2 separate regions of the Homo sapiens genome follow, and region 1 is linked to region 2. The links are chromatin loops, found by intact Hi-C in ENCODE. Cell type or tissue: IMR-90. All regions are shown on one strand. Links, peaks and the distances in the headings refer to the core of each region. The heading gives the core; the rest is flanking DNA. Region 1 overlaps PAPPA (pappalysin 1). Region 2 overlaps LOC105376235 (a long non-coding RNA gene).

Region 1 (8,000 bases), core at 1-8,000, 570 kb before region 2:
CATGCAATAGGGCTGACATTGAAATCCCAATTTAACGAATGAGAAATAGAGGTGTGAAGGAGATTAAAGATGAGGCCCATCTTAAGGATATGAATAGACAAGTCATAGAACAGGAAATGCAATTATCCAGTAAATGTATTTGAGTAGATGCTTACTTAAGAGCACATAACAGAAATGTCAATGAGAAGTCATATTTTTCCCATCAAAGTGGGTAAAAAAGTGCAAAGAAAAAACACTTTCATTATGCCAAATAATAAGCAGTCATGATACAAAATAGCAGGTCTTGGCACACACTGCTAGTGGGGTGGAAGCTAGTTCACCTGCCCAGAATGTCATAGTTGTGTCCATTAAAATGAAAAAGGCCCATAGCTTATCACCGGCAATTTCTCAGTATTCACCCTAGCAAAATGCTTGCATGTATGTGCCTGCAAGGATGTTTGTACGAGAATGCTCACTGCAACATTTGCTTGCAGCAGAAAAATGTGTGAAGTGACCTAAATGCCCACCATTAAGGGTATGGCTAAATTACCTGCAGCACATTCATACTGTGGGATACTGTACAGCAGCTAAAAAGATTGAAGTATATCTAAGAATTGAAGTAGATAGATATCCCAAATTAATACAATTTCCATCTCAAAGCTGTACATTTGATCTGTGGTTGAGTATGCCCTTCTGACATGCAGTATGCTTGTTCCTTCCTCCCTTCATTTATTCTTTCATTCATTTATCAATCTTGGCTGAACATCCACTTAGTTTCAACCATTTGAACTGTGGTGAACTTCTTCAATGATCAGCTGTTATGCATCCTTCAAGTCTCAGCTTACATGTCACTTCTTCCAAGAAGCCCTCCTTACCTATTCAAGCTCAGTTAGACACCCTTCCCATGTTTTCTCACAGCCCCCCTGCCCCCCGTGCTCCTCACACCATAACACTTTTCATGCTGCAGTATAATATTTTTCATTTAGAACCATGTGCTCATGAGGCCAGAGATCATGTCTGTATTAATCAGGGCTGCATTCGTAGCACAGAATAGATATTTAATAAATATTTGTTAAATGGGACAAGTATTACTTAACATGGATTATATTAGATTTTCACTAGTTGATGGATGAATGAATGAATAAATTAATACATACAAGAACAAAGGATGGATGACAAGGTGAGAAACGGAAAGAGCTATAAAAAGAAATGAGGCTTAGGAAAAAAAAAGGAAGAAAGAAAGTGGTGACTCAGCTCAAGAGCCATAGAAACAGCATGTAAGAGCCACCTGTGCCTTCACCTGACCCTGATTTGGGGTAAACTTTCCAAATCCTCTGAGGCTTAATATGACATTACATATCAATGTTATAACTAAGATCTGAAAGCAAGAGACGCATCTTCTTAGAGCCCACTTTGTGCTACTGCTGACTTATTCTTCACATGATCAACAAGTATCCATGGAGCCCCTATTGTGTCATTTAAGTGTCATAAATTTTGTACTTAAGAATATGAACCAGGTGAAGGAAAAACCACAAGCACTGTTAAATATAATACAACACAAACTGTGATCAAGGACTAAGGATCATGTTATAAGAAATTCATATTCCAAACAGGCTGGGATCCCAGGGATGGCAGCTCAGCTAGCTTTCATTATAAGTTACTGGGGGACACTTCTGGTTTCTGTTCAAATGTCATCTCATCAGAGAGGACTTTCCTGACCACCTATCTAAAAATCACTAAATCTTTTCCAACTGGGATATTATATAATAACATGCTTCTTTTATCTCTCCCAACTACAGGATAATAATCAATGAAACAAAAAGTTTTTCTTGCTGTATTCATTATTGAATCCCTAGAGGTTAGAAAGTAGTTAAGCTCATGTTGGAAGTCAACAAATACTTGCTGAGCAAGTGAATTAATGAATGCACTAAAGTTTCTAATTGATGGGTATTCAAAGCATTTGGAGTTCAGAGGCAAAAATTTGGATCTGATTTGTAAAATTTGGACTCACAAGAATGTCCACCCAGATCATATAAACATCTCCTTTCCTTATGTCTATTCATTTCCCCAAAGAATTATATTGAGAATGCCAAGGAGGTGAGATAAAATAGATATAGATTGTGTTGGAAGCTTTACAGGTCTGAATGTGAGAGAAGAATTAATAGATGACTAAATTGGGATACACAAATAAGCCAGTTGAGAGAGATGACTTTTAAGAATATTTCTAGCTCTCAACTGAGGATCCTAAGAAGACAGAGGCATAAACAAACATACTTGTTCAATCAGAGAATGAATGATCAAGAGCATTAGCTTTGGAGTTGACAGATCTACTTACAGACCCCAGCTTTGCCCCTTGATAGCTGTAAACTATAATCCACATTCCTTCTCTGAGTTTCCAGTCCCTATATATAATCTGGGGATAGGACCACCTACATTGTGGGGTTGTTGGGATGATTAGATCAAATGAGATTATCTATGTAAAGTCCCTAGTTAGTGCTTGACACATAGTACAAGCTTACTACATTTTGGCTTCTCCATTTCTCTTCAAATGCTAAATTCCTTCTCATTCTTCATTCCAGAACCATTTAAAGAACATTTTCTCAGTGCTTACCTTGTGTCTATAATTGTTCTACGTGCTTGGAATGCACCAGGAGAAAAACAGGAAAAAAATCTAGCCCTCGGGGAGTTTATATTCTAGTTCTAAGTTTAGACTTCAATTCATCCAAGTTTGGGTTAGAAACCTCTGACTCTGTGTTTCTGTTTCTTCCATCAGAATATTATTATACTGCAATGACACTGCTTGCCTGTCCCTCTCTTTTCCCATAGACTGTGAGCACCTTGAGTTTTCAGCACCACTGGATCACCATTTCTTAAAATAGTGCATAGCACCTAATAGATACCCAGTGAATATTTGTTGCATGAAGTGATGGATGAATGAGACAGACCAATAAGTAGATGAGAGTGAGCTACTGTTCACTGTTCCTGGTTTGCTTTATACTTTGCTTTCTCAGTTTTGTCCAGAGTATTTACTTCTTGGAGAAATCTGAAGATTCCATATAGGCCAAGGAGCACAGTGCTCAGTGTAGAAGCACTTGACAGCCAAGTGGAGAAAAAGATGCTTCCCTGCTATTTCTTCCCAGCCAGAAGCATAAAGAACTGTCTGTGTAATTTGTGTTATTGGACACCAAGACATCAAGGGTGGGCCACAGGGACTGATTGTGGACTAGTGGCCTCTGACTTGTAAGCCTGTCTTCCCCTTGCTATATTTAGAGCTTTGGCCAGATTGGATGCATTTCTCAGCTCTAAAATTCTGCCTTTACATTATTGTAGTAGGAAGTAGTATGGGTAGTGGTTAGGAAGGTGGAATTTGGAATTAGACTTAAGTTTGAGGCCTGTCTATGTCATTACTAGCTGTATGAGGTTAGTTTAATTACTCTCTGAATTTAAGCTTTTTCACCTACCTCAGAAGTGTTTGTAAGGCACTTAAAGCAGAGGAAATACTTAGTAAATGGTTGTCATTATTGTGGTCCACATTTCAGTAGGGCATACAGAGCCAGTGAGGTTTCCTCTGGGTACTGATTCTTACAGATAATCCCTATTGAATTCCTTTTACTACAAAAAAGTATGTGAATCACCTGTTACCCCAGACACCTTCTCTATGTCTACCCATAGAGAAGGGCTTAATGTGTTGGCCTCTCATTGTACAGATATGGAAACTGAGGTCCAAATAGGTGATGCGGTGTGTCTTTGTGTCATATGGTGAGTTTGTAGCAGAGTTGGCACTGGTACCCTTTCTTCTGATAGTGTCATTTCTCATTCGATAGAGGGGTTTCCACTTAAGGGAGATGGAGATGTTCCACATTTCTTTCTGGTCCTGGCCAAAAGTAATCAGTCTACTAGAAGTTTCCATGGGGTAAGCACAGAAGGCTCTCTCTTCATCACTGTCATACCTTGGGAAACTATCTCCAGTGTAGATAACAGAAAGAATAAATATTTTTGTTGAGAGAAAAAAAATGAAGACAAAGGTCAAAGGGAATCATGTAATGGGTTGAGTCAGGAAAGAAAAAGAAAGCATTTTTTCCCTCTCCTCTTTTTCTCCAAAACAGTCTTTATATAGAACTTGTATAAGAGCCAATTTATTTGATATGGAAAAAATGTGAAAGCAGCAAAATACACATACACACACATATACACACAAAGAGGTATTTGTGGTGGGGTTCAGGACTCAAATTACCAAGAGATAAAGGAGTTGAAATGGTAGGTTGATTTGGAAGGATGTGTTTCTCTTTTTTCAGTCTCAGAGAACATTCAGGTCAGGAAGCCCAGCCCATCCCAGCCCAGATCTCCAATAAACTCCTTGAAACACAAAAGATTCGAAGAGGAAGGCCGATGAAAGCCTCAGTCTAGCCCTTGTGCTTGACACATAGTAGGGACTAAAGAAATATTTGGAGAGTGAATGAAAGAACAAATTGTGCATAAGAGTGTCGACCTCACTACTGATGATTTGGCACAGTACGTGGCACTTTTACAAAGTGGGTAGGAGCTCAGCACTTAAGTTTGAGTGCCTTCAAGAAAGGGACTGGTCTGAGTCATCCTAATACTGTTTCCAGTACAGAATCTGGCATATAGAATGTTCTCATTACATATTTGTGAGTTGAGCAAGTAGTTGCATGAGTGAAAGAGAATTTGGAGATTCCTGGCCTTGGAGATAATTTAGAGCAGTGGCTATTAAACTTTAACTAGCATCCAAATTACCTGGAGAGGCCCTGCACTCAGAGTTTCTGATTCACTAGGCTGGACTGGGGCCTGAGAGCCTGGCCTTTCTCAGTTCCCAGGTGATACTGATGCCATTGGTCTGGGGCCACACTTTGAGAACTTGTTTAAGTGCACTGGTTTTTAAACTTGTTTAAACTTGTTGCAAATTATAATCACCTTATGAGATTTTAAAAGTTCTAATGGTCAGGCCTTATTCTTAACCATTAAATAAATATCTCGGGGGAGAGTGGAGATGGGATACAAGTGAGACCCAGGCAATTTTTAAATGTCCCAGTTTTTAAATGTGCAATCCAAATTGAGAAGAACTAGCCAGGTGCAGTGGCTCATGCCTGTAATCCCAGCACTTTGGGAGGCTGAGGTAGGCAGATCATGAGGTCAGGAGTTCTCAGACCAGCCTGGCCAACCTGGCAAAACCCCGTCTCTACTAAAAACACAAAAATTAGCCCAGCGTGGTGGTGCGTGCCTGTAATCCCAGCTACTCAGGAGGCTGAGGCAGGAGAATTGCTTATACCTGGGGGGTGGAGGTTGCAGCGAGCCAAGATCACACCACTGCACTCCAACCTGGGCAAGAGTGCAAGACTGTCTTGGAAAGAAAAAAAAAAAAAGAGAGAGAGAAGAATTAATCCAGTGCAACCTCCTGCATGCAAAGTTGAGGCATCGGAAGACTAGAAAGGACAAGTGACTCACCTAAGAGGGTAGAGCCAGTTAGTGATTTAGCTGAGATTTTGCTGAGAATAGAACTAAGCTAAATCACTAAGGGTTCTTTCATTTATTCAGTTTAATTTTCACCATTTCAAACTTATCAACCCATGGCAGCTCTCATAGGCTCGTAACTCGAGGCAAAAAAAGGAAAGCTGAGTTTAAACTGAGATTTTAAAACATCTATTATTTCTTCCCTCCATTGTTTTATAAAGAAAGTTTAAGTGGAAGCATATTTATAGAACTCTACCACTCTAGACAAGTGAGGAGATGGAAGAGACAGGGTTATGGAATATTTTTAAGGCAAGACTATCCTTTAAATTTTAAGTACATTCTCAAACACAAACCAAGTGCTCTTTCTGAGTTCTTAAACAGCTGTTCCTCATCTCTGATTCAATGAATTAGCAAGAGTTTGCCTGTGATGTGCACATTAATTGCTAGTATGTAAAAGGAAGTGCTGGTAAAGTGTTTGAAAGTGGTTCTGCCCTTTAAAAAGATTAAAAGTTTCCTCTAGAACTTGGTTCCCATTAATGATTGGCTTAGTGAATATTTTCAAGTAGACAGAGCAGAGATTGTCTTACATCATTTTAGAACCAAATAAAGAGCCACAAAAGGCCTATAGAAACCATTGACACCCAAGTTAGATGGCGAAGACTCTATCCTTTTTGTAGATTAAAACAGAAGTTGGAATCACATCTTTAATTGAGCACCAGTTGAGTGCAGTGGCTTAGGAGTCAGAACGAAATTCCAATCCTTACCTTCACCGCTTCCTAACTGTGTGATCTTGGACAAGTGACTTCACATCTCTAAGCCCCAGTTTTCTTCTTTGTAAAATAAGAATAATAGGGCTATGGTTGTGGAGAGGATGGAATGAGTAAAAGATGCAAAGACCTTAGCCCATTTTCTAGTACACAGGAAAAGCACTAATGGCTTCATTATAAGATGGTCTTCCTCCTAAGACAGAAATTCTGAGGATGTTTGGGGAAGAAGTAATAGAGAGGTGGCTTGAGAAGTGAGTAATTTTTTTTTTTTTTTTTTTTGAGATGGAGTTTCACTCTTGTGGCCGAGGCTGGAGTGCAATGGCATGATCTCGGTTCACTGCAACCCCGCCTCCTGGATTCAAGAGATTCTCCTGCCTCAGCCTCCTGAGTAGCTGGGATTACAGGTGTTCATCACCACACCCAGCTAATTTTTTTGTATTATTAGTAGAGACGGGGTTTCACCATGTTAGCCAGGCTGGTCTTAAACTCCTGACCTCAGGTGACCCGCCTGCCTCGGCCTCCCAAAGTGCTGAGATTACAGGAGTGAGCCACCTCCCTGGCCGGGAAGTGAGTATGAAAGACAAGTACTACTTCACATAAGAGCAGTGAGCATCCAGAAAGAGTTACGGAAACCTAAAGCTGCAAAGGCCCTAAGGATCAAATGGGTTTGAACCACTGTTCTGCCTCAGGAAATAAGACAAAAACAAGTGCTGTTAAAGTTGATATTCACTTTCCAGCACAATTTTTGTGCAAATACCTAGGACTGTGCCCAACCCCCACCCAATCTACTATAACTTCACCCCCGATTCACCCACTGAAAAAGCAATCAAAATGCATAAATTGTCTTCAATTTAATATAAAAAGAAAATCATTAGCAAACTTCAGTTCTTCTACTTTCATTAGTAATAAATGATTTTCTCACTGCTACTCTCATCCAACCTCCTTCATTTACTATTGGAATGACTAAGATTAAGAAAGGCTTATGAGGCTTAAGGTCACACATCAGATTTGTCACTAAATCCAGGTCTAATGGTTCCTTCCCTATTGCTCTTCCCATGATATCAACTCTGCCATGTTAAGACAAATCTACACCCAATGATGGGTTACAATCCATAGAGTGAGTCTTGACTGTGATGAACCTTCCCCCTGTCCAGGCCTCTCTGACCCACCTCACGTTCCTCCACAACCCACCCACTTAATAAACTCCCTATTCAGAGAATGCACTTACATGTCTACGAATTTCCTATTGAGATGTAGGATGGAGGCCACATCCATCTGGAGAGGAGGGTCCCGGACCACCTTATACTTCAGGGGCTTACACTGTAGACAGAGTGGGGTGTCTGCAGTGGAGGTCAACATGGCAGCATCGATCTCCAGGTGCTCATCCAGCGTGTAGATTTGGATGCCATACACCTCCTCGCCCACGTCCCAGAGTCTGATGGTCAGTGGGACATCACAGAAGACATTCTGAGGACCCAGGGAGATGTTCTTCCCACTGACAGCCAACAGTTTGATGTCATTGACAGCTCCACTAGAGTCCCAGTCAGTGGAGACAAAGGTCACCCAAATGGTCAGAGACTCAGGGACCAAGGGGTAGAGGAACTCCAGCTCGAGGTAGCAGCCTTGAGGCTCAGGGCAGGCTGGAGGAACCGTGTGTGGGTTGACAGCTGAATTTGGGCTCCAGGTGCGGACACTGGACTTACAGGGCTGTTCAACATCAGGATGACCTATGCAGAAGAGATGAGGGAATGAGTTCTTGGGGAAAGAGCTTTATTCCCATCCTTA
Region 2 (13,256 bases), core at 2,172-10,171:
CTATGTTAATCTTTATCTACTTAGATAAAGCCCAACCACATTAGAGAGAGCGACCTGCTTTGCTTAGTTTACTAATTTAAATGTTAATTTCATCTGAAAAACACATAGCTGGAGCATGGTGGCTCATGCCTGTATTCCAAGCAGTTTTAGAGGCTGACGCAGGACAATAGCTGGAGTTTAGAAGTTCAAGACCAGCCTGGGCAACATAGAGAGACCCTGTCTAGAAGAAGAAGGAGGAGGAGGAGGAAGGGGAGGAGGAGGAGAAGGAGGAGGAGGAGGAGGAAAGAGACGAGAAGGGGAAGGAGAGGAAGAGGAGGAGGAGAAGGAGAGGAAGAGGAAGGAGAAGGAGAAGAAAAAGAAATAATTAGCTGGGCATGGTGGTGCACACCTGCAGTCCCATCTGGGAGGCTGAGGTGGGAGAATCACTTGAGCCCAGGTGGTTAAGGCTGCAGCAACCTGTGATGGCAATGCTGCACTCCAGCATGGGCAGCAGAGTGAGACCCTGTCTCAAAAAAAAAAATAATAAAATTTTTAAAAAGACACATAATATTAACTTTCACATGTTCACCCTTTGCCAGCTTAGTGCAGATACACATCTCCCTAAACCATACTTCATCTTCAAATAAAAACAATAACAGGGCCATATGCCACATAACATAATACAACTATCCTGTGTGCAACTGAAAACACACTAATTCCTTCTCCAGAAAAGGAGATAAAGTACATGAATGATGTTTACTCTTCTTGATATATTGTAAGATAAATACTGTGATGTAAAGTTTAAAATATTTAAATACTATGATATAAAGCAAATAATCTTATGTTACATGATAAGGAGCTAAGGCAGGGAAGAAAACAAAGATATTTGCTTAACATGTATACACAAACATATTCATAACCAGACAAAGGAGGACATACTCATGACAATTACAATCCTTGTTGCTGTAGGGGTCACATGGTCCTAGGTGGCATTTATAATGACCTTATTCTATGTATTATGCATTCTTTCTGCATTCAGCAAGCACCTCAGCTGGTCATGGTTAACTACCTGATAGGGTGACCAAATCTTCATTCCTGAAGGGTCTGGTTTATTAGTAGTCCTTCCTTAATTGGGTGGCTATAATTTTCCATTGACTTTAATCACAGGACATGAAAATACCCAAACCCCCTAAGGGATCTCCTGTATTCCAGACATATGCTTCCTTACCTCCAGAGTAGACTAGTAGTCCAATTTCCCTTTAGGAGTCAGGATCAATCACCCAATTCAACACAGTAACTCTCTTTGCATATCAATTCAGAGGCATGAGGAGCCCAAAGTGGAAGTTAAGCAGTCTTAACTTCCACTTCAATTTAATCACTGTTGTGTCTTCTCATGGAAGCATTCCTCCCTCTGGAACTAAGACCGCCAGGCCAGCAGAATATAGCAGAGGATAAGATTGTGGTGACAGGAAACAAAATTTTGCTAGTGGGTCACTAGGGATAATGGTGAGATGAGCCACTCTCATTTCCACCACTTGATTCCTGGACCTGTGAAATCTAACTGTTGGAGAAATAACATCATTTATTAGATGCTGATTCAGAGCATATAGAGCCTTCTGTAGAACTTTGCCCCAGGCCTGCAAGGTATTTTCATTTAGCTGGCACTGCAACTGAGTCTTCAACAGGCCATTCCACAACTCTGTCAAGCCAGCAGCTTCTAGATGGTGGGGAACATAAGACCAGTAAATTCTGTGAGCATGGCCTCATTGCTGCACTTATTTTGCAGTGAGTTGAGTTCATTGATCGGAAGCAATGTTGTGTAAAATACCAAGACAGTAGATAAGGGACCCTGTAACTCCATGGACGGTATTTTTGGCAGAAGCATTGTATGCAGGGACAGCAGATTCATATGCAGATTTTGTCTATTGCAGTGAGAACAAAATACTGCCTTTTCCATGATAGAAGCAGTCCAATGTAATTAATTTGTGACCAGGTAGCTGTCTGACCACCTCACACATTTATTTCTCACAGTCATGATTCAAGTTGTGAGTTCTAAACTCCCAGGGTAGATGAGTTTGTCTTAAATGACAAATCCACCCTAACATACTGTGATGGTTAATACTGAGTGTCAACTTGATTAGATTTAAGGATACAAATTTTTGATCCTGGTGTGTCTGTGAGGCTGTTACCAAAGGAGATTAACATTTGAGTTAATGGGCTGGGAAAGGCAGACCTACCCTTAATCTGGGTGGGCACAATATAATCAGCTGCCATCATGGTTAGATTATAAAGCAGGTAGAAACGTGAAAAGAGAGACTGGCCTAGCCTCCTAATCTACATCTTTCTCCCATGCTGGATGCTTCCAGCCCTTGAACATTGGACTCCAGGTTCTTCAGTTTTGGAACTCAGACTGGCTCTCCTCAGCCTGCAGAAGGCCTATTGTGGAACTTTGTGATTGTGCGAGTTAATACTTAATAAACTCCCATATATATATAGAATACATATGTATATTGCATTACTTCTGTCCCTCTAGAGAACCCTGGCTAATATACATACTAATCCCCCTAAGCTTTTAAATTCCTTTCTCCACATTAAACCAAAGCAAGTACGTATTTCTGACTTGCTAATTATTGGTCACCTTTTGGTCCCTGTTTCAGCCAACCAACAAAACAAACTATTAGAACCCCTTTTAACTCCCTGAGCTGCAACATTGGTTAAGAATCACTGCTTAGTGAGCTTATATGAATAATTTAACTTGATCCAACTTTATGTTCCTTTCACCATTATCCCACACCATTAGTATCTGTTCCCACACATGTTCCCTGGATTTTTGTCTGTATAAATTAGAAAGCACAAAGTAGTTCTTTTGGAATATAGTGCACCTCCTTGTTTTACTCATGAGGATGTATACTTCACCTTTAGGCACCTTCTGGACTTTAGCTATAAGTCTAAAAGCAAAGAGGGATCATGGGGATGGGTCCTGAGGAGAACCATTAATCTTACAAGATAACTCTCTCAGGAGAAGCCATTAGAGTTTCTTCAGGCAATACATAGTAAATCCCCTCAAATGGGGATAGAAAAGATGCTTCCACTATGTCTGGAAAGTCTGCTTCCACTGGCAAAAATGATGCAGAATTTAGGGGCTCAATGTCTTAACCTTCATCAGGATCTTCCCACATATCTCCATTTCATCTTTCAGGAACCCCATTACTTCCTTTGCAATCAATGTCCACATTTTAACAGAAGGCAACCTGTGAGGTTGGCAGTTCAAACTTGTATTGTAATTCAGCCAGTTGCATGATAAAGATTTGGTTTTCCACAACCTCAGCCCTGAGCTACAGGAGATAGCAGTCTCCTTCAGGGCTCATATAGAAGCTATCAAGTCATTTACGTAGCACTTGAATTGGGACATTGAATCCTTGAGTTCATCTTTTTCTTTTCCTACTTAATTAAGCAACATTAGGAGCAACCAGCCAATCTCATTATACTTGTTAGTCAGACAGAAGTGTTTAAAAGTATCATATATAATCATGCAGATCCTTCCAAGATTCTTATATGCCATTGATCAGTAGTATGCAATGGTGAGATTTTGTGTATCTGTACTGTCAGACCATGCCACAGACCATCAGTACTTTTTCTACCACTGAAAATAGAATCATTAGCATATTTAAATCTAATCAGATTAGAGAGCAGATTTCATAAACCCCACAACCCATTCAGAAAACTCATCTTAAAATTCTGTTTCTCTTAAACAATAAACATAAGATGGCAGTCTAAAAATTGAAAAAAATTTGCAAACCATATATCTGACAAGGGGTTAATATACTGTATTTATGAAGAATTCATACAACTCAATAGTGGGAAAAACATAACCCAATTAAAATACAGACAAAAAACCTGAATAGACATTTCTCCAAAGAAGACTTAAAAATGGACAACAGGTATATAAAAAGGTGCTTAACATCATTAACCATCAAGAAAATACAAATCAAAACCACTATGGAATATCACCTCATACCCATTAAGAAGGCTATTGACAAAAAGTCAAAAGATAATAAATGTTAGAGACATTGTGAAGAAAAAGAACTCTCGTAATGCTGTCAGTGGAAATGTAGACTGGTGTCGCCAATGTGGAAAACAATATAGAAGTTTCTAAATAAACGAAAAATAGAATTCTCATATGACTCAGCAATATCTTTTCTGGGTATATACCCAAAGGAAATGAAATTACAATCTCATAAAGATATATGTACTCCCATGTTCATTGTATCATTATTCACAATAACTAAGATATAAAAACAACCTAAGTTCCTGTTGACTGGCAAATGGATAAAGAAACTGTACTACATGCATACAATGGACTGTTACTCAGCTTGAAATAATGAGAGCTTGCACTTTGCCACAACACGGTTGAGCTTGGAGAACATTATGCTAGGTGAAATAAACCAGACACAGAAAGAAATTTTTCACATTATCTCACTTATATGTGACATTTTAAAAAATTGTTTAAATATACAGAGACAGAGAACCAAACAGTGGTTACCAGGTGAGGTGGTGGGGGAAGAGGGAGGTGCAAGTCAAAGGATATGAAGAAGCAGATATGTAGGATGAACAAGTATACAGATCTAATGTGTAGGATGAGAACTATGGATAATAAAATTGTACTGCATATGGTATCAGGCTAAATGAATAGATTTTAGCTGCTCTTGCTACAAAAACAACAACCGAAAAAGAAAGGGCATTTTTTTTTTACTATCTATGCATATCCCATAACATCATGTTGTATGCCTTATAATAAATATGCACAGTAAGTATAAAAAAGAAAGAATATAATACATATATTGAGTTTATAGAAAGGGACTTCTAGAAGATTATTGAACCACTAGATGGAAGGGCCTTGGGTCCCTAAATGACTATCTGAAGCAGATCAGCATCACACTCCTCCCCCAGCATGCCACTGACTATGACATGTGAGATGAGTATGTCATGTCTTTTGGCTATGGCATTAGAAAGAGTAATAAACTGTTAAAATACATGTTTTTATTTTTTTATTTTTACTTTTTAAATTTATTTACCTGTCACCCAGGCTGGAGTACAGTGGTGTGATCTCGGCTCACTGCAACCTCTGCCTCCCAGGTTCAAGCAATTCTCCTGGCTCAACCTCCTGAGTAGCTGGGATTATAGGCACCCGCCACCATGTCTAGCTAATTTTTTGTATTTTTAGTAGAGATGGAGTTTTGCCATGTTGGCCAGGCTGGTCTTGAACTCCTGACCTCAGGTGATCCACCTGTCTCGGCCTCCCAAAGTGCTGGGATCCCCGGCCACAATATTGTTAATAGAAAACAAATATTCCTCTAGAACCACTCTCAGTGCCAAAATTTCTATTTGTCAGAATTCTCTAGAGAAGCAGAACCAATAATTATCATCTCTTGGTATCTGTTGGGGGTTGATTCTAGGACCCCTCCATCCTCGAGTATACCAAATCCCAGTAATGCTCAAGTCCCTTATATAAAATGGTGTGGTATCTGTATACAACCTACACATGTTCTCATGTATGCTTTAAATCATCTCTAAATTACTTATAATACCTAATGCAATGTAAATACTATGTAAATAGTTGTTATACTTTATTATTTAGGGAGTAATAAGAAAAGACAAAGTCAGTACATGTTCAGTGCAGATATTCTTTGTTTCAAATATTTTATCTGAAGTTGGTTGCCTCTATATACATACGGAGAGAGAGAGAGAGAGGAAAGAAAGGAAAGAAAGAAAGAAGGAGGGAAGGAAGGAAAGAAAGAGAAAGAAAGAAAGAAAGAAAAAGGAAGAAAGAAAGAAAGAAAGAAAGAGATATATTTATTATAAGGAATTGGCTCATGTGATTATGGGTACTTGAAAGTCCCAGGATCTACAGGGTGAGTCAGGAAGCTGGAGTGGAGACTGAGGAGAGCTGACGGTTTAGTTCCTGTCTGGACTGTCAGGCTTGAGACCTAAAAAGAGCAAATGTCCCAGTTCAAAGGTCATTAGGAAGAAAGACTTCTCTGTTACTTAGCCTTTTTGTTCTACTTGGACCTTCCATTGATTAGATGAGGCCCACCTACATTAGCAAGGGCAATCAATATTCTTTACTCAGCCTACCAATTTAAATGTAATCTCATTCCAAAACATCCTCACAGAAACAGAATAATGTTTGTGTAAATATTTGGGCACCATATGGCCCAGTCAAGTTGACACATAAAATTAACCATCATGGCACTACTAAATCTTGGAGAAGAAACTTCCACCATGGTGGAGCTAGGACTCTTTAAAGATGTAATATTTGAGCAAAAACTTGAATATTATGAAGGAATTGAAGGAATCATGAGATTCTTGGGTAAGAGCCTTTTCCTCAGTTACAGAGGGAAGACCAGAGCCAATGACCATGAGTCACAGCGGGTTACATGCTCTAGGAATAGGAAGGATGCTAAGATAGCTTGTGTGAGAATGAGTGTTGGAAGCAGTGATAATAAAGTTCATAGATATAGCCAGGTGTCAGATCATGCATGGCTTTGTAGGACATCAAAAGGCACATCGATTATATTCTATTTGTGACAAGTAAGGACTAGAAGAATTTGAGCCGGGAAAGGACATTCAGTGCTTTGAGAAAAAAACATAAGATTACGAGACAAGAATAAAAGTAGGAAGATCAATTGAGAGCCTGTTTGTATAATTCAGTTTCATTTTCTTGAAATTAGACTACAGAATGTATACTGGCGGGTTGCGGTAAGTGTCCCAATTTGAATGCTGCTCACTACATAGACAGCCCAACCTTTCATGTGTACCTTCCTTAAGAATTCTGGAGTAAAGTGTGGAAGCTGACATACATTAAGGTTATTGACCACCTCTGATCTCAGAGGGCAGATATTACTCTCAGGATTTCCTTTGCAGCATTAGAAGCTGCAGGCTCATTAGACTCCAAATATGTGAACCACCACCACATGTCAACTTTGATTTAAAGCAAAGGAGCTGGCATTGCTTGAAGGTGAGGTCACTGGAATCGGAGCCTTGATGAAGTTTCTCAGAAAGAAAACATTGTGCTGTGTTTGTGTCTCCCTCACATTCCTCTTTCCCCCTCGCCTCACTTCCCACCACATGTGGGTTGGCTGTTCCTAAGGCCCCAGGGATTGAAGGAAAGGCGTTGAGTTTGGAGCATATCAAAGAGTCTACACAAAACCAGGGAGAAGTCCCCCTCAACCTGGGCACAGTTTTCCAAGGAAAGATATTCTAATTTTGATGGGAGAAAGAGACTGGGAGAAGAAGCTACTTCAGCCTGTTACAGAAAACAACTCTTGGTGTGTGTTCATGGAATTCGCTACATAATAAGGAAGCTGATTCTCCAGCTGTGAGTCAGAGTCTGGCTGATGTAAAACGATGAAAGAAAAAGCCCCTAGAGGTTTACACACAGGCAAAATTTCCAGGATTGTGTCCCCATTAACAAAGGCTGGGACCAGGGAGTAAGGTTACCTGGGTTTCAAGATCAGTCCATTCACAGGGGTCATGCAAGACTGAGCTAGTTAATTTTCTCCTTTGGCTTCAGTGTCCTCTTCTGTAAAGTACGGGTAATAATGTTATTTCGTTTGCAGGGTTAATATGAGGAGGAGAAGACATAATGCATGGGAAAATGCTTTGTAAATTCCAAAGCTATTACCAGTATAAGTTTGTTTTACTTCATACCATTCAACTAATATTTATATTGAAAATCCCTTTGCTTCTATTCCTGTTCTAGGTCTGGAGATTGAACCACAGTCGAGTACCTAGTGGAGACAGAAAGTTAAAATCATGTTGTTTGTTTGTAAAAGTGGAAGTGTTGGTTGGGTGTGAACAGTTTGATTCCTTAGAAGTGAGTTGGAACTCACCTTAGAAGATAGTTATTCATTGTATATCCAAAATTCCTTTCTACTCCAGTCTTTGTCTCAGAAGATGCTATTATATGATACCCATCCAATTGCTCAAAACAAAAGCCTAGGAGTCTTTGTTGATTCTTTTATTTTTTTCTTTTTTTGAGACAGAGTCTTGCTCTCTTGCCCAGGTTGGAGTGCAGTGGCACGACCATGGCTCACTGCAGTCTCAAATTCCTGGGCCCAAGTGATCCTCCCACCTCAGTCTCCCAAGTAGCTAGGACCACAGGCATGCACCATCACCACACATGGCTAGCCCAGCCTTTTTTTTTTTTTTTTTTTTTTTTAGATAGAGGGGTCTCCCTCTGTTGCCCAGGTTGGACTCAAAGTCCTGCGCTCAAGCAATCTTACTGTCTCAGCTGCCCAAAGTATTGGGACTATAGGCATGAACCACTGTACCCTGCCAATTATTTTCTTTACTCCTTCCACATCCAGCCTATCAGAGAGTCCTATTTCCTCTGCCTGAAGAAAATATCTTGAAATCTCTCCTCCCCTGCCCATCTCTACTGCTGTCACTCTGATGCAAGGCCTTCTGTCACTGCTTACATGAAAGTTTCCAACTGCTTTCTCTGTCTCCAGTATTATCATCTATCCTACAGCAAACAGGTCTCTTAAAGATACCATACCATTTCTTCAAGAAGCTGAGGTAGGAGAATCACTTGAATCCCGGAGGCGGAGATTGCAGTGGTCGCACCACTGCACTCCAGCCTGGTGACATAGTGAGACTCCGTCTTAAAAAAAAAAAAAATGCCATACAATTTCCTGCTAACCCCTCTAACCGCCTAGATTTCAAACTCCTTAGCATGGCCACTCATGCCTTATGTCATCTGGCCTCTGTCTTCAAGCTAATTGCTCTCTCCAATGGTTTAGTCTACTATAAGTACACTGGCATTCTTGCTGTACTTCAAGAGAATGTTACTACTATCTTGGAGCATTTCACTGGCTGTTTCCTTTTCCTGAAAAGCTCTGATCCCAGATCATTGCCTCCTTCTCAGGTCTCAGCTCAAATGTCTTGACCTCAGAGAAGCTTCTGTCACCACCCAATATAACGACTGCCAGCCTAGTCACTTTCTGACTATGGTGCTTTTTGTTTCCTGTGCATTTATCATTATTTGCAATGATCTTGTTCAGTTGCTTACATCTTTGTTGTCCATGGTCACCTATCTCAGAAACTCTATGGGAACTGGCATCTTCTTTATCTATCTAGTTCAGTACTGTACCTGGCTGCCAATCTCACCATGATACACAGGAAACCTGGTCAGGTCCACAATCAATAGCTTCAGAGTGGATCCAAAGGCCCCTTTTATTTTTAGGAAAGCACTTTATAGTACCTTTTAGGGCTAAATCTAAAAATCTAACCCACCTAAATCCACCCTAGTTATGCAGGAATATCTAAGGTGAATGACAGGATCTAAGGTAAATTCTGCAGATTTAGAGAAGTTTTCTGTTCAGTGATATCAATTGGTTGTTTTTTGTGTTTTTAAAAAAACAACTCATACTTCAGAAAATTGCTTCCCTGGAAAACAATATTTTTCCTAAATTTGGATTTTGACTTGCCCAGGGCTATAAATCATAGGGTGTTCTTGTGGAGTTATCAGCAGCTGCATACAAAAGGAGAGTAGATGGAAAGGAATTGTCAGCAGGGGTTTGTTGATTGGATATGTTCATCATCTCACTCTGGTGAAAAGCTTGTTAAAAAAAGAAAAAAAGGAATGAACAGAACTCAGCATTGGAAAGAACACAGACTGAATACCCTTACTTGGTATTATTTACCAAAGCATAGACATGTACCAAACAAGGAAGAACACCTTGTATACTCTGGATCAAGGGGCCATAATAAGTGTAAGTGGGTAAGTGTAAGGTTAAGGTTAAGGTGAATAAGTGTAAGGTGAAGCAAATGTATATTCTCTGTCATCAATTACACAGGAAATTTTGTAATCCTGTTGCAGAAGATGAGGCCTGGGGCAAAATGGCTTTAGAAAGGGAGAACAAGGCCAGGCGCGGTGGCTCACACTTGTAATCCCAGCACTATGGGAGGCCAAGGTGGGTGGACCCCTTGAGGCCAGGAGTTCAAGACCAGACTGGTCAACATGGCAAAACCCCGTCTCTACTAAAAATACAAGAAAATTAGCTGGGCATGGTGGTGCATGCCTGTAATCCCAGCTATTTGGGAGGCCAAGGCAGGAGAATCGCTTGAACCTGGGAGGCAGAGGTGGCAGTGAGCTGAGATCATGGCACCGACCTCCAGCCTGGGCAATAGAGCAAAATTCTGTCTCAAAAAAAGAAAAGAAAAGAAAGAGAGAGAAAAAAAGAAAGAGAACAAAAGGTTTCCACTTTTATTTATTTATTTATTTTAATTTTTTTATCTTTTTCTGAGACAGAGTCTCGCTTTGTCGCCCAGGCTAGAGTGCAGTGGTGCAATCTTGGCTCACTGCCACCTCTGCCTCCTGGGTTTAAGCAATTCTCCTGCCTCAGCCTCCCGAGTAGCTGGGACTACAGGCACATGCCACCACGCCTGGCTATTTTTTTTTTTTTTTTTTTTTGTATTTTTTAGTAGAGACCGGGTTTCACCGTGTTAGCCAGGATGGTCTCCATCTCCTGACCTCGTGATCTGCTCGTCTTGGCCTCCCAAACTGTTGGGATTACAGGCATGAGCCATTGCTCCCAGCCAAGTTTCCACTTTTCTATGGGGACATTACATAAGACTAATGTCAAGTGTCAAGTAAAAGGCAGATGCTTGGAAAACCCCATGCAATTGTTGGGGGAGGTGAATGGGGGTGGGATGGCATTGGGAACTGATACCTGCTTTTAAAGGAAGACTGAGAGCTAGTCAGGTATGAGTAGGTAAGGAACCATGGCATTGCATTTGACCTGTGGATTCTGAATGAAGCCACTTCCAGTGGCAATTATAAGTTACTCTCTGTGTTGTGTATCAATTTCATTATCCCCAGCTTCTTAGGAGTGTCCCCTCACCCTTGGTCAAGTCAGGAGGTAAGAATGATCCCAGTCTACTGAGGACACTGTGCCCACTGGAGTGGCAATCTGGTGAGGACCAATGGCAACCAACGAAGTTAGATGATACCACAACCAAGAGGCAGATGGCAGGAAATAAATAAAGAAATGGCTCTGTCTACATGTGCTAAAGTGGAACTTGGAAAATCCCCTACAGGATCAAGAGACATAGGTGGGGTGGAGCACCATTTTTTGGCAAGTAGGCTGGCTGAAGCTGATACTAGAGTAATTTTGCTATAAAAAGAAATGTGGCTTATTTTAGAGTACCGAGCTGCTTGTCTAGAGGAAAACAGCTCACACAGAGATGAGGAAGACACAGCTCACAGGATACTTACAGTTGGAATAAGCTATTTCAGTGCCTTTCAGGACTCACATAATCCTTTCGATGCCCCTCAGTGAGCTATGCACAAGTGTTCATTTTTCAATTCCCATTTTGGAAAATAGCTGAGCCCTTTACAAAGCCTAGCAAGAACTCCACATGTGAGGAAACATAGAAAAGGGCTTCTGAAAACTTATCCTGAAGAAACAAATTCTTCAGTCTGGAAAGGAAGATGAGTCAATCACACATTCCAGAAGAGGTAAGTTACCCAACATATTCTTATGTTGCACACAGGCCTGGCTCCACAAGCATGAGATAAGTGCAGCCACACAGGACCAACACTTGGAAAGGCACCGTACTTTGGGCTTAAAGCTCCACAGTCACTTTCTTGAAATCCTTAATTTTTTGTTTGAACTTGTATTGTGGAAGTGAAATCTGATAGGACAATGGAGCATGTTTCAGGACTTGGAGTCTTAGTCCTATGGACCCTACAGCCTGCTGCCTTCTCACCTCCCCTGGATAGGTTTTCAGCCACCTGCTCCAGGTCCCTGGTACTTAGTACCTGGGATTCCAGCCAGCCATCCCCTCCAAGCCCCTGCTCTGTGACTGTTGCTGCCCTCCAGCCAGGATTGTGAGGACCCTGGTAGTGTCATCAGGGGTGAGAAGCCTATGTTCACTGTCATCATCCATCTCCAGTTGGGGTCTGCTCATGGTGCAGGGTGGGCAGATCAGGATCAGATGTGCATGCCCTGTGGTGTCTCTAGGAGTGTACGGCAGCAACATGCCCTGCCACGGGTTAGTCCCAGTATTAGGACTGAAATTCTTTAGTGGTTTCCTATCCCAGTGGGTTGGAGCAATGAACTCTGGAAAGAAAAGACTGAATTCTGTGCTCCCAGTTAGGGCATTCCACTCCAGTGTGGAGGTTGATGGGAAAGAGAACCAGGCAGCAAGATGCACACAGCAGATTATGGGACAGACCTTGGTCACCTGGGAGGGTCTGCTCACATGCAATGAGTATCTTCCTGTTAGAGGGTGACATTGAATAGTGTTAAATAAAGTTTATAGGAGGGCATGGGTTTGGACTGAGCTCCTGCACTCGGCCAAACAGACAGAACCAAAGTGGAGTTACTTATGTGGAAGTTCCACACCACCAAGCCAAAACTAAGTTGTTTATCTGACTTTTCAAGAAGTCAGAAGTGAGAGAAATAATAGCTAAATCCCCAAACAGGCCAGTTTTACCCTGAGAAGAAAGTCACATTTGCTTTAACTTTTACAAGAAAAATAACTTTGAAACAACCAACCCACTTTTTATTCTGTTTCTGCTTTCCTCAGCCCTTTTCTGTCTATTAAGTGAACTTCCTCTGCTCAACTCATCAGAACACTCATACTATTTGATAAAATGAGGTGCTGTCCAAATCTGGAATTGCAAAAGAAACCCAACTAAGGTCTTTAAATTTATTGTAATTTTGTCTCTTGACAATAGCAAACAATATGACAACTCGGGAGGAGACTGGTGAAGAAGGAAAATATTATATTTTAATATAGTTCGTGGCACTTTTTATGTTTGTTAAACAAGGAGCCTCACAAATTGTATAGCCAGCCTTGGTTGCATGCATAGTTTTGTGGCTCTTCAGATAGTCCTTGTGTTCCTGCCTACAGCCTTTATCTGCCCAAGAAGGCAAGCCTGGACATTTCTCAAAGACAGTGCCAGGACTTAGAACGTTGAAAAGCTGAGAAATCTGGTGATAGAGGCAACAGAGAAGGATAGGAGCAAACCAAGAATTAGTAGAAAGTCTGAGAAGATACGAGCTGTCCCCAAAGTTTCAGTTTAGCCAGCTTACTGCACTTTCTAGAAATGGGTGGGAAGAGCGCCTAAGCAAAATCTATCCCTAAAAAACCAATCTGCAGAACTATGTGAAGTCAGCAGCATGGCTAGAGGGTGTGTTTCTTACTGGATTCTGAGGGGGTTTTTAGGTGTTTTTTTCACCCAAATATGCCCAAGACAAACTTAA

The links. A loop is a pair of places that touch in the nucleus more often than their neighbours do. Peaks named below come from ENCODE experiments on the same cell type or tissue, not always from the same donor. Only the 100,000 strongest peaks of a DNase experiment are listed, where the experiment ranks them.
Region 1: a loop joins it to region 2, with 6 times the contacts of the local background. A loop is called at or near these places in 2 of 110 quality-filtered maps.

What each region holds. Positions count from the first base shown.
Region 1 is chr9:116,235,081-116,243,080 of GRCh38, reverse strand. It overlaps PAPPA (pappalysin 1), which reads right to left. Exons shown (of 22, transcript NM_002581.5): 7 at 7,444-7,942. Among named protein-coding and RNA genes, the nearest start is that of PAPPA, 85 kb to the right of the region's middle. In IMR-90, for the core only: no CTCF peak of the experiment used is centred there; DNase peaks (open chromatin) are centred at 4,090 and 4,600; H3K27ac peaks cover 1,647 bases.
Region 2 is chr9:115,666,950-115,680,205 of GRCh38, reverse strand. LOC105376235 (a long non-coding RNA gene) reads right to left here. Exons shown (of 7, transcript XR_930270.3): 6 at 7,690-7,769; 7 at 7,378-7,561. Among named protein-coding and RNA genes, the nearest start is that of LINC00474, 250 kb to the left of the region's middle. RefSeq lists an enhancer at 6,926-8,125. In IMR-90, for the core only: no CTCF peak of the experiment used is centred there; DNase peaks (open chromatin) are centred at 6,405, 7,015 and 7,375; H3K4me3 peaks cover 347 bases; H3K27ac peaks cover 3,740 bases.